Linked DNA regions of Mus musculus: region 1 is linked to region 2. The links are chromatin loops, found by intact Hi-C in ENCODE. Cell type or tissue: gastrocnemius. All regions are shown on one strand. Links, peaks and the distances in the headings refer to the core of each region. The heading gives the core; the rest is flanking DNA.

Region 1 (8,339 bases), core at 285-8,284, 110 kb after region 2:
GACTCTAGACTGGCCCTTTGTAGGATCGACAAGATGTCCATATGTTGTGTATACACATTGTAAGACTGAGCATGGAAGTCAAACATAGCTGGTGAGTCCACGTAAAGGATATCTGTAGGTGACAGTGACCTGGATCTATCCCCCCAGAGGGAAGAGCAAGAAAGCTTGGGCTGGGAAGTTTAAGCATTTCCTGTTTTCCTAAAATCCCTTTCTCATTTTACATTGGAGTTTAACACATACAAGGGCATTCATTAACTTCAGCTGAAATCAGTTACTCTGGGCACATTCTCAAGCCCAGGCTTTAATAATGTGGCCCCTTGTACTGACTTCCTTGATGTCTTTTTAGGAATTCATCAGAGAGCTGCTCTCCCGGATAAGAGGCATGAGGAAGCTGAGCCCTCCGCAGAAGAAGAGCGTATGATTTCACTACAGGGTAAAATTCTCTCGGCGATGAAGAAAGCAACCTGGGATTTGGACCCCACAGATACTTTTCTTAAAAAAAAAAAATAACCATAGTTGTCTTTTACAACAACATTTTTTGGTGTGTATGTGTGTGTGTTGGGGGGTAGACATTTATTCAAAAGTGTTTCTTCTTTTGTTGTTTTTAAAGGGTTTTCATTACTGTAATATTTTAATGGCAAAGCTACTACAACTTGGACTGTAGCCCAACCAAGAACTATCAAAGCAGGTACATCCACAAGGATGGACAAGGCCAGGTGTGTTTTCTGTCAGGACTCGGCTGTAATTTAGGATCTCACAATACAGGGAAGATGGTTTTCTTATGGTCAGTTTGGTAAGACGTTTTAAGTTGTAAATTTGACTTCAATGTCAAAGCTATCTCATGCTTGTATATATCTACAGACACTAAGTTAAAACTAGAGATGTGAGCTTTGTATCAGGTTCATGAAATAAGCCTGTGCTTCCCTATTAGATGTGGTCACAACACACGTGCTTTCAAAAGGTCTCCAGACATTCTTCAGACAAATGTCGTCCACCTTCAGCATCCACTTTCTGCAACAAAGTGAAAGAATTCAGTGTGTTTGTCATTACAATGAGCCATACTGCATATGTGTTGAGTTGGTCAAGGGCTTAATTCATAAATTTTATTATTTCATTGGTTGAGATGCTTTGCCAGGTCATGTACTTATTGCCTCATTGTGGTTTTTTAAAGTTGTATGAACTCTTAATTTTGAAAACCAGCCTGATTGATAAAGAAATACCTACACTTTTTGAACACAGTTTTGCAATCAGAAAAGGAAGCCCCAGGTAGCAACATGTTCTCTGCTTTCAGTGTAATACACTGTATTAGCTTTGTCCATGAAAGCAGGTCAAAAGGAAACCAATGGGTTGAGCTTCCTTTTTAGAAGCAGATTCTGGCCTCTTCTGTGCCAGTACCATCAGTCCAGAAGTGTGAACTGAGTGTTGCGAAATGTAGAGATGGAAGACCCCTCAAGACCTTTGTTGGTTTAGAAGTCTGGTTTCATCTCTGGTTTCTCTCAGTGGTTCATGGTCCTGATTGTGACCTTGATTTCCATGTTAGGAGCTAGGTCTGATGACCTACCCTAACCCTACAGCTACATACCAGCTCTTTGAGTAGAATTAAAATTCATATGGGATGTAGGCAGGGTAAAAGTTGAGTAAAAGCCCTACCTTCCTTCCTTCCTTCCTTCCTTCCTTCCTTCCTTCCAGGAAGCCCCTGCTGCCTCCCCCTGGAAACCCTGCCTGCCGTGAGAAGTCTCCAGGTGGCCCTGTCTGAAAACAGGGACCAGGCAATTTATATCAAGGGTGCTTTGAACATATTTTATTTTTTAAAAGAACTATGTTTGTGAATTTTCCGTATACTGGCAAGCTTTTGAAAATGTATTTAATTTTGTAATGTTTACCAATGATTTATTTACAAGCTATTTACTCAAATAAAGGGAGCTGCTTACAAGCTTGTTTTTGTGTATGTCAGTAGAACATACTGGGGGGGAGGGTGTTTGATATGTTCTCTGCAGATGGGAATCCCAAGCACCCGTGGAGCTAGCCTCTTATTGCCCAAGTACGTGCGAGTATTTAATCCTGATGCTTTTCATCAGAGGACCCAGCCATGTTCTTGAATTAAGAAAAAAATAAGATGAACATTGTGTGTTCAGCACTGCTTGCTCCTATTTCAACTCTCTCCCAAGCTGTACTCTATTCACTTCAGTAAAACTTTCCTTTCCCACTGGAGAGAAACCTATAAAAAGATCTCAAATTACTAAAGCATTTCAGGTATTAATAGACTGCCATGCATGGTAAGAGCCAGGGAAATGGGATAGGTGCAGGATTTCTACCAGGATTCACCAGCCCAAGTGATGAAGATGAAGGAGTTTGTTTCCCTGCCCTCAAAATCCCTCATCCCATTTGTATACACTCTGGCCTTCCTTCCTGCCCTTGCTCAGTGGCATCACCAGATTTCCTGGGTGATCCTGGTAGATGCTGGGCCAAATCTTGGTCCCTATCCTTCCCTAAAACCGAGTCACCTAGCTTATCTAATACCTAGTAAGTCTGTCCATGGAGAGCCTCGCTAGATTGCTACAGCCATCTTAGAATGGGCTTTTCCGTGTCCAGGCTTAACTCTTTCTGCTGTTCCTATCCAGGAGTCAGAATGCTCCAGTCATTTCTCTTTTCCTAAAAGCTGACGCCTTATCATTCCCTAGGAAGTACTGGTCCTTGCCTCATTGCTTCAACTTTTGCTTCTGTTCTTTGCTCTTGAGTTCTTAGGTTTTCTGAACTATCCCCTATGGTTTTCTCATGAGAGGTTTGTAAAATATTTTACCTGAGCCTAAACCATCCTCTCCACCTCTGTTGAGGCTCTGTTGAGAGAGAGCTGGAATAGATTTCCCCAGACCTCCAGAGGGTTCATACATGGTGCATCATGTACTCCATCACGACAATGTATCTGCAATGTTACGACTGCTTGCCCATGTGTGTGTCTATCAGACTAGGCCCTGAGATCCTCAGTCTGGGGAGTGGAATGTAACTTAGCATCCATGCCTATGCCTGGCTTATAAAAAAGGTTGGCAAGTGTTGACAATTCTTCCAGAAAACACTTTTCTCCCCAGCTAGGGTGTTGGTTCTAGGATCTGAACCCTAGATCTGAGTATATAGTTAAATCACGTGAGAAGCTTAAAACAACACAGGCACATAGAAATTTTGCTGTGAATCTTTCTTTTTAAAATAACAAAGCTAAAAATATATTTACTTTATAATCCAGCTGACTCACCCCAGGGTATGTACCGAAAGGAGCTGAAATCAGCACTGTTTTGCAACAGCTAAGACATGAGTAACCAACATGTCTGTCAACAGGCAACAAAGAATAAGATCTTGACTTATGCCACAAAATGGACAGAAGTGCAAGGCATTATACTGAGCCAAAGCAGGCAGAGAAAGACAAAACCACAAGCTTGCTCATGTGTGCAGAAACTGAAAATGTCGATCTGACATCAGAGGGTTTGGCTACACTGGTATGGGATGGAGTTGAGTGTGTGCTGTAAGCTTCTTCAGGTATATCGTGTGGAAGGATTCTTGTCAACTGTACAGGTACCACATATGTATAAGAGCATATGTGCCTACATAATATGAATAATCTGTCTTCACTTGCAGTTTAAGAATAGTAAGCTCAGGAAACCATTTGTTTGCTGGGTCATGGTTCATCAGCTATTAAAGACCAAACAGAATTTGAGCTCAGGGAAAAATCTGGTGTGACCAGATCAGTTCTTGTCAAATTCCTAAATGACTGGTCATGGTGGTAACTGGACACCGTCTCTGTCACACCTGGTTGTGGGGAAATGACTTATTGTTTTTCACTGTGGTTTGGTAGCAGCAAATAATCACCTTGGTACCCAGCATAGTTTTCTGAGGAGCATTACTTACTCAAAGGTCCTCCCTTGAATCTGATTTTCTGTTTCAAGCACACGTTTGTTTCCTTTAGAGATGAAAATACAGTTCACCCATCTCATTTTACCTAAATAAATAAATAAATAAATAAAGTAAAGTTTTAGTTCAAGTAGATCTATAGGATCCTCAAGCAATTGAAAACTGAGAAAAATACATTATGGTCATGGAAGAGAGATCAGGAAGGAAGAGAAAGAGTGAGAATGATGGAGGAAGAACAACATAGAGACTGTGACCCAATAGAAAAACAGTGAGGCATTCAGAGACACGTGAATGGCTGAGTAAGAGGGGACCCACACTGCCTTCACATCATGAGAATGTCGACAGCTAATGCAGATAAGAAACCAGAGCCAAAAGCCTTGGAGCCGAGAGCCATACTGGAAACCATATCCCAAGAACAGGTCGGGTGGAGCTTGGGGGCCTGTTCCATGCCTCAGAACTCAACTTGATTGGATTTCCTGCTGTCCTTCCTTCTTTCTTTCCTTCCTTTCCCCTTCCTTCCTTTCTTCCTTCCTTCCTTACCTACCTCATCCTCCAATGTCCACTTTTCCACTTTCTTTCTGTGGATACACCTTCTCTCCATGATGCTGTTCTAGGAATGAATACCATCTGCCCAAAAGAAAGCCTGGCCAGCCTCCCCATCTTCCAAGTCTTGAAAGTATATGCTGCCTACTACAGGCGTGAGTATTGACTTTCCTTTTCCTCCCGTGATCAATTCTTTCCACAGGTTCTCAACAGTAAACATTCTGCTTCATTTTATTTTATTTTTTGTTTTTGTTTTTTGTTTTTTTAAGATTTATTTATTATTTATTATATGTAAGTACACTGTAGCTGTCTTCAGACACACCAGAAGAGGGAGTCAGTTCTTGTTACAGATGGTCGTGAGCCACCATGTGGTCGCTGGGATTTGAACTCTGGACCTTCGGAAGAGCAGTCGGGTGCTCTTACCCACTGAGCCATCTCGCCAGCCCAACATTCTGCTTCATTACTGCTTCTATCCACTATCCAGCATCCTGTCTAGCTCACTGCCTTAGTTAGGGCTTCCCCTACTGTGAAGAGACACCATGATCAAGGCAACTCTTATAAAGGACAATGTTCAATTGGGACTAGCTTATGGGTTCAGGGGTCCAGTCCATTATCATCAAGGCAGGAAGCATGGCAGCATCTAGGCAGGCATTGTGCTAGAGAAGGAGCTGAGAGTTCTACATCTTATTCCAAAGAGAACCAGGAGAAGGCTGACTTCCAGGCAGCTAGGAGGAGGGTCTCAAAGCCGACCCTGAGAGTCACACACTTCCTCCAACAAGACCACGCCTACTCCAACAGGGCCACAGCTCCTAATAGTGCCAATCCCTGGGACAAACAGATTCAATCCACCACATTCTGCTCTCTGACCCCCATAGGCTGGTTCAAACATATAAATCTATGGTGGGGGAGGGGAGGCATACCTAGCCATAGCATAATGCAAAATACATTTGTCTGTCTTCAAAAGTCTCATAAGTCTCAACAATGTTAAAAGTCCAAGGTTCAAAGGCTCTTCTGAGATCCATCCAATCATTTATTTGTAAGTCTCTATACAATAAAAATCAAAATACAGATCACATACCTCCAATATCACAGGATATACATTGCCATTCGAAAATGTCATAGTGAGAAAATACTGGACTGAAGCAAGACCACAAACCAGCTGGGCAAACTCCAAACACTGCATCTCAACTTCTGATATAAAAGTGCTCTTCTTATCTCCAACTCCTTTCATCTTTGTTGACTGCAACAAACTTCTTTCTCTTGGCTTGTTTCTACACTCTGTTAGCAGCTTTCCTTGGCAGATATCCCACATCTCATATATCTTGGGGTATCCAAGGCAACTTCAACTTTATTCCTTCCTTTTTGAATTTATGGGATCCGCACATGATCTTCTGGATTCCTCCAAAACGCTTGGCTCACTTCCCTAGCTTTGCCCAGTGTAGCACTCTAGGGTCATGGTACCGGCATCTCTAATATGTTGGTGTCTTCTGATACAATTAGGCTTCACCAATGGCCTCTCATAGGCTTTTTTTTTTTCATGATAACAAGGCTCAATTTCTTTACATGAACCTTTTGGCACTAGAGATCAAATGCAAATGAGGCTTTACTTTCAACAACTGCCTTCCCTGTCCTCTCACAGTGCAAAAGCTTAGCTGCTTTCCATGGTCTCTTCATACCTTCAAAACCAGTACCACCTGGGTGATTCTTACATGTTCCCAACACCAGCTATAGCACGAGGTTCAACATTGGCTATCTTTGGAGCACAGCTTCTTTATGCTCTTAGAGAATACTTCCCAGAAGATTTTAACTCAATAATGCTTGTCTCTTCCTAATCACCACTAATTTCCTAGCACCAGCTAGCCAGCATCAATTGTTCCAGTAGTCTCTTTTATTTTTGACTCTAAAGCCAGAACCACATGGCTGAATCTGCTTAGTTCTGCTGCTTGCTGGGGCGAGAATATGGCCCCCTTGTTCTATTACATTATCATCAGCCTTCTGTTTTTCAGCTCCTTCACTACCTAAGCTTGGCTGTCCTGGAACTTGCTCTGTAGACTGACCTTGTACTCAGAGATCTGATTGGCTCTGTCTCCTCTGGTGAAATTAAAGTTATGTATCATCATGCCTGGACTTAAGCTTTTCTCCACCTGGAACTCTCTCTGTACCAGGCTACCCTTAAACTCAGAGATTTCCTTGCCTATCTCCTGGGATAAAGGTGTGTACCACCATGCCTAGGCTTATGCTTTTCATGGCCACTGCGCCTCAAGATCCAAAACAAAAGCCTATATTCTCCATTTCTGGATTGCAGTTCATTCTAGATTAAAAGTCCAAATGAAAACAATAACTAAATAATGATAACACCTAACATGATATACCTATTCTTTGTTCAATGGGTGGGATCTCACCACTCCCTTAATTTCATTTAATATTCCTGAACATGGGATTTAGCTTCATTCCATTTCCTGGTGCCCCGTTACTCTTTGAAACATATATTTTGTATTTTTTCCTTTCTAAGCTTGTCATGATTGATTGAAACATTCTTCATGCTAGTAAACCAGAGGACAAAGACTATTCTGGACTTTTCTGATGTTTCCTTTGTTGATGCAGTTAAAATAAATCTCTTTACCTTAGCCTCAGGCAGACTCTTCAGACAAAGGCAAAAAGCAGCAACATTTTTCACCAAAACATCATAAGAATGTTTCCAGAATTCAAATCACCCTCAGCACCAGTATTCCTACTAGATGGTCCATTAAGTTCCACTTAAAGTATTCCATAGCCTTCCAAATCCAAAGTCCCCAAACAAAAGCATGGTCAGGCCTGTCACAGCAATATCCCAGTCCCTGGTTCCAATTTCTGTCTTAGTTAGTGTCAAAGTCAGAGTTTCTATTCCTGCACAAACATCATGACCAACAAGCAAGTTGGGGAGGAAAGGGTTTATTCAGCTTACACTTCCATACTGCTGTTCATCACCAAAGGAAGTCAGGACTGGAACTCAAGCAGGTCAGGAGCTGATGCAGAGGCCATGGAGGAATGTTCTTTACTGGCTTGCTTCCCCTGGCTTGCTCAGCCTGCTCTCTTATAGAACCAAGACTACCAGCCCAGAGATGGTCCCACCCACAAGGGGCCTTTCCCCCTTGATCACTAATTGAGAAAATGCCTTACAGTTGGATCTCATGGAGGCATTTCCTCAACTGAAGCTCCTTTCTCTGTGATAAATCCAGCTGTGTTATGTTGACACAAAACTACCCAATACAGTTAGGGTTTCCATTCTTCTGAAGAGACACTATGACCAAGGCAACTCTTATAAAGGACAACATTTAATTATAACTAGCTTACAGTTCAGAGGTTCTGTGCACTATAATCAAGGCAGGAAGCACGGCAGCATCCATCCAGGCATAGCACTGGAGAAGAAACTGAAAGTTCTACATCTTGTTCTGAAGAGAAACAGGAGAAGACCTACTTCCAGAGAGCTAGGAGGAAAGTCTCAAAGTCAACTCCCACAATAATACACTTCCTCCAATAAAGCTATACCCATTCCCAGAAGACCAAAGCTACTAACAGTGCCATCCCCTAGGCCAAGCATATTCAAACCACCACACTCATTAAACAAGCAAATTAAAACAACAACATGAGATCTTGGGTCCCAGATCCCTCAGACACTAGTCTGCTCAGGTGAGAGTGTGGACTACAGAAGCAACACAGCTTCTGGGACAGACCCCATTTTGGGCTCCAGACATCTGGGCACCTTTCCCACCAGAGGAGAGGTGTCTGCCCGGGAGGACACTTTCAGAGCAGGTGAGGAAGCCATCTTGGGTCTCAGGTCCCTCAGAGACTAGTCTATGCAGGTCAGCTCACGGACTGCGAAGGGTGAGCGAGTGGATTGCATAAGTGACACAGCT
Region 2 (8,339 bases), core at 133-8,132:
GCAGACCCCTTTAGCTCCTTGGGTACTTTCTCTGGGCCCTCTGTTTCATCTAATAGCTGACTGTGAGCATCCACTTCCCGCATAGCCTCACAAGAGACAGCTATATCTGGGTCCTTTCAGCAAAATCTTGCTGGTGTATGCAATGGTGTCAGCGTTTGGAGGCTGATTATGGGATGGATCCCCGGGTATGGCAGTCTCTAGATGGTCCATCCTTTCATACCAGCTCCAAACTTTGTCTCTGTAACTCCTTCCATGGGTATTTTGTTCCCAATTCTAAGAAGGGGCAAAGTGTCCACACTTTGGACTTCGCTCTTCTTGAGTTTCATGTGTTTAACAAATTGTATCTTATATCTTGGGTATCCTAAGTTTCTGGGCTAATATCCACTTATCAGTAAGTACATATCATGTGAGTTCTTTTGTGATTGGGTTACCTCACTCAGGATGATGCCCTCCAGGTCCATCCATTTGCCTAGGAATTTCATAAAATCATTGTTTTTAATAGCTGAGTAGTACTCCATTGTGTGAATGTACCACATTTTCTGTATCCATTCCTCTGTTGAGGGACATCTGAGTTCTTTCCAGCTTCTGGCTATTACAAATAAGCCTGCTATGAACATAGTGGAGCATGTGTCTTTCTTACCAGTTGGAACATCTTCTGGACATATGCCCAGGAGAGGTATTGCAGGATTCTCCGGTAGTGTTATGTCCAATTTTCTGAGGAACTGCCAGACTGATTTCCAGAGTGGTTGTACAAGCCTGCACTCCCACCAACAATGGAGGAGTGTTCCTCTTTCTCCACATCCTCACCAGCATCTGCTGTCACCTGAGTTTTTGATCTTAGCCATTCTGACTGGTGTGAGGTGGAATCTCGGGGTTGTTTTGATTTGCATTTCTCTGATGATTAAGTATGCTGAACATTTTTTCAGGTGCTTCTCAGCCATTCGGTATTCCTCAGGTGACAATTCTTTGTTTAGCTCTGAGCCCCATTTTTAATGGAGTTATTTGATTTTCTGGAGTCCACCTTCTATATATGTATATTGGATATTAGTCCCCTGTATGATTTAGGATTGGTAAAGATCCTTTCCCAATCTGTTGGTGGCCTTTTTGTCTTATTGACAGTGTCTTTTGCCTTATAGAAGCTTTGTAATTTTATGAGGTCCCATTTGCCGATTCTTGATCCTACAACACAAGCCATTGCTGTTCTGTTTAGGAATTTTTCCCCTGTGCCTATATCTTCGAGGCTTTTCTCCACTTTCTCCTCTATAAGTTTCACTGTCTCTGGTTTTATGTGGAGTTCCTTGATCCACTTAGATTTGACCTTAGTACAAGGAGATAGGAATGGATCAATTCACATTCTTCTATATGATAACCGCCAGTTCAGCACCATTTGTTGAAAATGCTGTCTTTTTTCCACTGAATGTTTTTAGCTCCCTTGTCAAAGATCAAGTGACCATAGGTGTGTGAGTTCATTTCTGGGTCTTATATTCTATTCCATTGGTCTACTTGTCTGTCGCTATACCAGTACCATGCAGTTTTTATCACAATTGCTCTGTAGTACAGCTTTAGGTCAGGCATGGTGATTCCACCAGAGGTTCTTTTATCATTGAGAAGAGTTTTTGCTATCCTATGTTTTTTTTTTTTTTATTCCAGATGAATTTGCAAATTGCCCTTTCTAATTCGTTGAAGAATTGAGTTGGACCTTTGATGGGGATTGCATTGAATCTGTAGATTGCTTTTGGCAAGATAGCCATTTTTACTATATTGATCCTGCCAATCCATGAGCATGGGAGATCTTTCCATCTTCTGAGATCTTCTTTAATTTCTTTCTTCAGAGACTTGAAGTTCTTATCATACAGATCTTTCACTTCCTTAGTTAGAGTCACGCCAAGGTATTTTATATTATTTGTGACTATTGTGAAGGGTGTTGTTTCCCTAATTTCTTTCTCAGCCTGTTTATCCTATGTGTAGAGAAAGGCCATTGACTTGTTTGAGTTAATTTTATATCCAGCTATTTCACTGAAGCTGTTTATCAGGTTTAGGAGTTCTCTGGTGGAATTTTTAGGGTCAGTTATATATACTATCATATCATCTGCAAAAAGTGATATTTTGACTTCTTCCTTTCCAATTTGTATCCCCTTGATCTCCTTTTGTTGTTGAAATGCTCTAGCTAGGACTTCAAGTACTATGTTGAATAGGTGACCACCTGTATTCTTAAACCACTGAGCCATCTCTCTACCTGCCCCTCCCACAACTCATCCTCTGAATGCGGGAAATGTTTGTGAACTCCTTGACTTTTTTCCTACACACTTCGGGAGTTCTACACAATGACCATATATTTTTTTTTTAGAAGGTGGCATCGCTTACCACAGGGAATCACAGTGAAATGTAATTTGATTTATATCTCCAAGGCTTACGCTGGGCCAGGCCCCAGGATAAAGAGTCATACTAGTAATTTCAAGGAATCTTTCCAATACCATGTGAGATACTATATTTACACCAGTTTTCATGTGAGGAGACTTGAGGCTGGGAAAACATCTTCCCTAGATTAACCAACTACAGAGTGATGGATCCCAGACACACATCCAGTGCCTAGACTAGTAAAGATCACTGCATTACTTGAGGTGTTTGTTTATCTGTTTGTTTTCAATGTAGCTGTTTCTATATATGCCAAGAAAAGCCCCCAAAACAGAAATTGGAAATACTCACCAAAACATGTAACTGTGTCTTGAAGCCTATATTCTTGCCTCTTTGTTTGAGAGTGGGGTACAAAACGTGTGGCTCAATCTCATAACTTATCCCAGGGTAGAGACCCTTAAGCACTCACCCAAGATCTGAGCTTGCCTTGCCTCCCTGCACTGGGTCCCAGGTCTCTCTGCCATTAGGAATGGCCCAACTTATTGGGCGGAACAGATACTTGTCATCCTCTGCTTGGCCCATGAAGATGCATCCTGTGCTATCTTCCAGGCTTGTGTCTCCTGGTGAGTTGATTTCAGCACCCAGTCTGACCTTCAAGTGACCTAAACTTCAGCATGAAGACTTGATGGCACAGAGCTCCCAGGAACAGATAAAAAAGTGGAGAAGGGCTGTTGACTTCTCTGGATTAACAGGTAAGCACGGAATGATGGCCCACCATGGTGGAACTGTTATGTATTTTGGGCATCTGCTGCAGCACTCAGCTTGTGCTAATGAACACAGTTACTGGCAAAGCAGCAGGTGGAGGAGTAGAGCATGAGACACCCAGACCAGATGAGACGAGTGCTCCATAGAACCTGGGCATGCTCTGCTGATGCTGCTACTTACTTCCCAGAAAACAAACGTAGTTATTCAAGGTTTTCTGACTTATCACTTTATGCCAAAAGGGCCAGCTATCTAGCTATAGCCTATCTATAGTCCATACATAAACATGATTGATATATTCATATATTCATATATTACCATATCACATTTGCTAATGGTCTTCATTATCTAAGTTCCCTAGAGACCATTGTTTTTTCGAATGTGCATGCAGAAATTTGTTAAGACCTTGGATGTTCGGTAAAAGCAAGCCATTAGTCTTGATCTTACAAACACAATTCGATTCCTGGCCTTGGTCTTAAATGTCTCTGAAATGTCATTTCTTTTCTGAATACTCTGTGTCTAGGGGAATGTCTCCAAAGATGGCTTTTACAGCAAACAGACACTTCAGCCTTTCAATGAAGCTCAGGGTTCCTTCTAATTTGTTGCAAACACTCAGGATCCTTCTGAGGAAGACAAGCTTGAATTCTCTGTTCTTCTTACAATACAATTGTTCACACCTTGTTCACAGTGTGAAGCTGAAAAGCTGCTAGCTCTTGCCCGGCTGGGACCAGCCATGCCTTGCCTCAGAACTTGCTGAGACTGAGAATCAGGTTTGTTTTGATTTTGATATAGCATCTCTCATACAATAGTCTAAATTGGCCTGTACTTTCCTAGGTAGCCCAGGTTAGGCTTGAACTTAAGATTGCATTGCTCAGGCTTCTCAAGTGGTTAGATTACAGGTTTGGGGCATGGTGCCTGGTTTAGAAAAATCAGATTTATGAGGAAGGCTGTTAAGGGATAGAATCTGGCTGTGGAGACACATGAGTGGCTGTGACAAAGAGGGCTCTGATCTGCAGAGGCACATGGAAACTTCCTTGTCTAGATGTGATGGGGATACATCATGCCTGCATACAGGAGACTTTGTACACATGAGAATCATGTTGATGAAATGCCACATGACACATAGCTACAGTGGCCTACTGCCTTTACAAGTGCAATTTGGCAGATGTTCTAGTTTCATTTCTATTGCTGTGATTAAAATAAAACAAACCAAAAAAAGCCCCCCAAAACAAACAAACAAACAAAAACCAAAAACCCAAACAAACAAAAACCCAAAACAAATAAACAAACCCCCCAAAACAACAAGACCCCACTGTGTTCTACTTTCCTTTCTGATTCTGTGACCACAACTCAGGGAAGTTTAGTTGGCTTACACTCCAGGTCACAATCCATCACTGATGCAAGCCAGAACAGGAACACAAGTAGTAACTGAGGCAGAGACCATTGGAGATGCTGCTTACGAGTTTGCTCACTGGATTCTGTTTAGCTTTCTTTTACAACCCAGGCTCAGCTGCTCTGGGACAGGACTGTCCATAGCGGGTTGGGCTCTTCTCAGTCCAACATCTGTCAAGACAGTGTCACAGACATGGCCCTAGGCCAGTTGATGGAGAGAATATTTCATTTGTGACTTCTTCTTCTTGAGTGACTCAAGGGTTGTGTCAAGTTGACAGTAAAAATTAACCAGGGTAGCAGGCTGTCTTCCAAACTTCCCTTGTATCTGTGCAAGGTGATTCAAGGATTAAGCAATGGTTATAAAAATGAAGTCCTTAAAACACTGGGTGGCATTTCTCCAGGGCCATATGAGGGTTTTCATATGTAGTATTGATATTTCCCTTAAATATTGACTTCTAGAATATTGAAGTGATTCTTAATGCCTTTCTCTTAACAAACCAAACAGAGAAAAGAATATAAAACCATTATAGCTTATAGAGATAACATTTTTTTAGTCCAAATGGCATTTGGTGTTTAAATGTCTTTATTTTTAAATTAGCATATATGGTCATGAATTTATTCATTATACCTGCTGCTTGCCAAATGTCATGCTAAGTACTGGGAATTCCGTTCTAATACAATAAGCCAAATCCATTATGCATTTTTTCTTCTGAGGTCTTATGGTATAAATCATGTGTTAAAACTACTTTTTTTGTCTTTAGCTCCACAAAATTTTTTCAGAGACCATTTGGCTTAATATTTTAAATCTCTAAGCTTTGACAAGCTGTCTCAGACATGTCAACTGCAGCCTGAGGGCCACACATGTTCCAGCATAGCTATGAATACAGTCCGACTGTAGAGGATACTTTCATTTGGTAATGTCAAAAGGTTGGACACCCCTGACTTCTTGTCCTTTGAGACATTTAAAAGATTATTATAATATTTAGTGTGTGTGTGTGTGTGTGTGTGTGTGTGTGTGTGTGTGTATGTTGAGGGGGTACTCATGCCATAGTACATGTGTGGAGGTCAGAGGACAACTTGTAAGATCCAGTTCTCTCCTTCCACCATGCAGTCCCAGGGATTGAACTCAGGCCATCAGATCAGGTTTGGGCAGGATCTGACTTTACTCACTGACCCAGAACCTTTTTAATCACTTATTTTAATTGTCAAGACTGGTGGGTTCCATTATGCCATTTCCATATGTACATGCAATGTACTTCTGTCACACTCGTTCAGTTCCTAGTGGCCCCTCTCAGTGAGCTCTGCCTTTCAAGGACTTTTCTTTAACATACTCTGAGGTCCAGAGGTCATGAGGCCCAGAGCTCAGTGTCTATTAATTATGGCTGAACTTCCAACTCGTGTGGGAATTGATCATTTTTCAAGTTAGACTTTCAGCTGACCTGCAGCTGTAAGATGGTTCCTAATCTCAGCACGCTATTTTGTGTCCATTTCCTTCATTCTGTATGAAGAGTAAAGTGGGAAAAGTCAGCCACCTAGAAGCCATGCCTTCTGCCTTGAAAAGTGTTTACAGTGGGGCTGCCTCCCTCCCATTAGGAACCATGGCTGACAAACATTGATGCCCACAGCTTGTGATTCCTTGATGGTCCTGGACAGAGCCCTACAGATCAGAAAGATTGCCAGCCTTGAAATGATGGAGCAAGGGAAATGCAGGAAGGTCAGGATTGTGAAAAACTGCCAGGTCCATCAAGGAATCACAAGAGCAGTGCTGGGGGATGGAACAGTTAGAGCCTGAGGACAAGAGATGTCTCAGAAGGTCACAAGAGGGACCCACTTCACTTACACACAGATTATCCCTGGGATATGGACCAGTCCAGATCTACCTTCCAGGTTCAGCAATTGCCGATGGTCTGGCCTATCATCCCCATGTAGCATATGGCTTGTCCCGTGCCTGCCTGCTTGACCTTAAAGGACAAACCAGGGAACACTGCACAGTAAGTAGGTAAGCTTCTTAGAGTTCCTCAGAAACACTGAATCATGCATCTCCTAGAGCTTTCCTTTCTGGACCCAATGGCGGCTGTTCTCACTGTGACTCTGATATGTATGTTGGACAGTTTGGGGATGCCTTGAGTCTCCTGATCATCATGCTCTGGTGTGTTTCTGGGTTTTTCAGTCCAAAAACCCCTGTCTCAGTTCCTGAGTGCTCAGACAGCCAGAGGGCATCTGTGGAATATTTTATAATCTCTCTTTCTGTGGGTTGGGCGGTCAGGGCAGAGGACACTTCCCTTTACCCAGAATTCCACAGCATATTGCCTTGCTGTGTATCTAACCTGTGTCCACTGCTTGCTTCATTACCAAGCTGATCCATTTTTGCCGTATTATGACGGCAGTGTTATACTTTGGTCTATTTTCCGTACAATATGTATTTGACATACTGCAAAAGAGTTTTTTTTTTTCTTCTGTTATCTCTAGCATGGAGACAGGAGAACAATTATTTGCATTTTAACACATTATGATTTCTAAGATCAAAGTAATCCGACATGCAGGATTGTGACAGACTATTCTCTTAGGTATCTTTAAAAATTGTTTGTGAATTTTACTCATACATGTAATATATTTTGATCAAATCTACCTCCTGTGCCTTCCCTCCCAACTCATCCCCCTACCCTTCCACCATATTCCATCCAAATTTAATACTGCCCCTCCCCCAACATCGATCCAACTACTCCACTTAGTGCTGCCTTTATACACGTAGTATAGGATCATCTCTTAGACCATGGGTAACCTCTCAGGGATCACATCTTTGAAGAAAACTAACTCTTCCAACAGCAGCCATCATTTGTCAATAATTTCTCAGCTAGTTGCGTTTGTTTTTAAGATATAAGATTATATAAGAATACTTAATAGAATGATGATAACCAAGATGTTTTTACCTTTCCAAAAGATTCACTAGTAGGGCTGGAGAGGTAGCTCAGTGGGTAGAGGTATTATTTCTCAATCTTGATGACCCCAGTTTGATCCTGGAACTCATATCACAAGCTGGATTCATGGTGTGCACCTGTCACTCCAACACTCCATTGGTGGGATGGGAGGCAGATATAGGAGAGTCACCGTGAAGTTAGCCTGGAGGACACCGTGCAGCAGCAGTGACATGGGAGACCCTGCTCACAGGGCAGAAGGTAGGAACTCATGCCTGACAGTTGTCCTCTGACCTTCACATGCATGTTGTGGGACACTGACCCATGGGCATAAACGGATAAAGGCTTATGGGAAGATGGTGGTGCTGGTGGTTCTACTGCTGGTGGTGTTGCTGCTGGTGCTGGTGATGGTGCTGGTGCTCATGCTGGCAGTGATACTGATTCAGGTTTCTGCGGGGTAAAGACACAGAGGAGAGAGTATTTAGGAGAGGGAGGGAGAAATGAGAATAGTGTTTGGATAATATAGTTGTCACCCAAAAGATTGTCCCTAGTGGTCTAGGATACTGGTCCTCAATCCTAGCTGCATAGTGGAATAGCCTGAGAATTTTCAAATGACAATATGTCAAGATCCCATATCCCATTCATTAGAGAGCATGGGGCTGTTGGTTACTGATGTAAGTTAAGATTGTAGCAGTTCAGAATACAGAGGAGGAGGAAGAAAGCCCCACTGTCAGTCATTAAGGACAGTTGGTGACTCCACATTTGGAGCTCTAAGAGCAATCTCTATCAGAGAGGGTTTGGTGTGTATTTCTCTAAGGCTTGTTGTCCCCCAAAGATTTTCTCAGGGAGACAGCATGATTTACCAAACCAAGCTAGCATGTGTGAATAGTGGTTTTGTATGGCTATAAACTTGAG

The links. A loop is a pair of places that touch in the nucleus more often than their neighbours do. Peaks named below come from ENCODE experiments on the same cell type or tissue, not always from the same donor. Only the 100,000 strongest peaks of a DNase experiment are listed, where the experiment ranks them.
Region 1: a loop joins it to region 2, with 2.4 times the contacts of the local background. A loop is called at or near these places in 3 of 42 quality-filtered maps.

Annotation. Positions count from the first base shown.
Region 1 is chr10:3,463,043-3,471,381 of GRCm38, forward strand. Ppp1r14c (protein phosphatase 1, regulatory inhibitor subunit 14C) reads left to right here. Exons shown (of 4, transcript NM_133485.2): 4 at 347-1,933. The coding sequence ends at 421. Among named protein-coding and RNA genes, the nearest start is that of Gm29987, 15 kb to the right of the region's middle. In gastrocnemius, for the core only: no CTCF peak of the experiment used is centred there; no DNase peak of the experiment used is centred there.
Region 2 is chr10:3,349,290-3,357,628 of GRCm38, forward strand. Gm29826 (a long non-coding RNA gene) reads left to right here. Exons shown (of 3, transcript XR_003948982.1): 2 at 2,965-3,107. It overlaps Gm26752 (a long non-coding RNA gene), which reads right to left. Exons shown (of 3, transcript XR_380037.4): 3 at 7,211-7,874. Among named protein-coding and RNA genes, the nearest start is that of Gm40590, 6.7 kb to the left of the region's middle. In gastrocnemius, for the core only: no CTCF peak of the experiment used is centred there; no DNase peak of the experiment used is centred there; H3K27ac peaks cover 522 bases.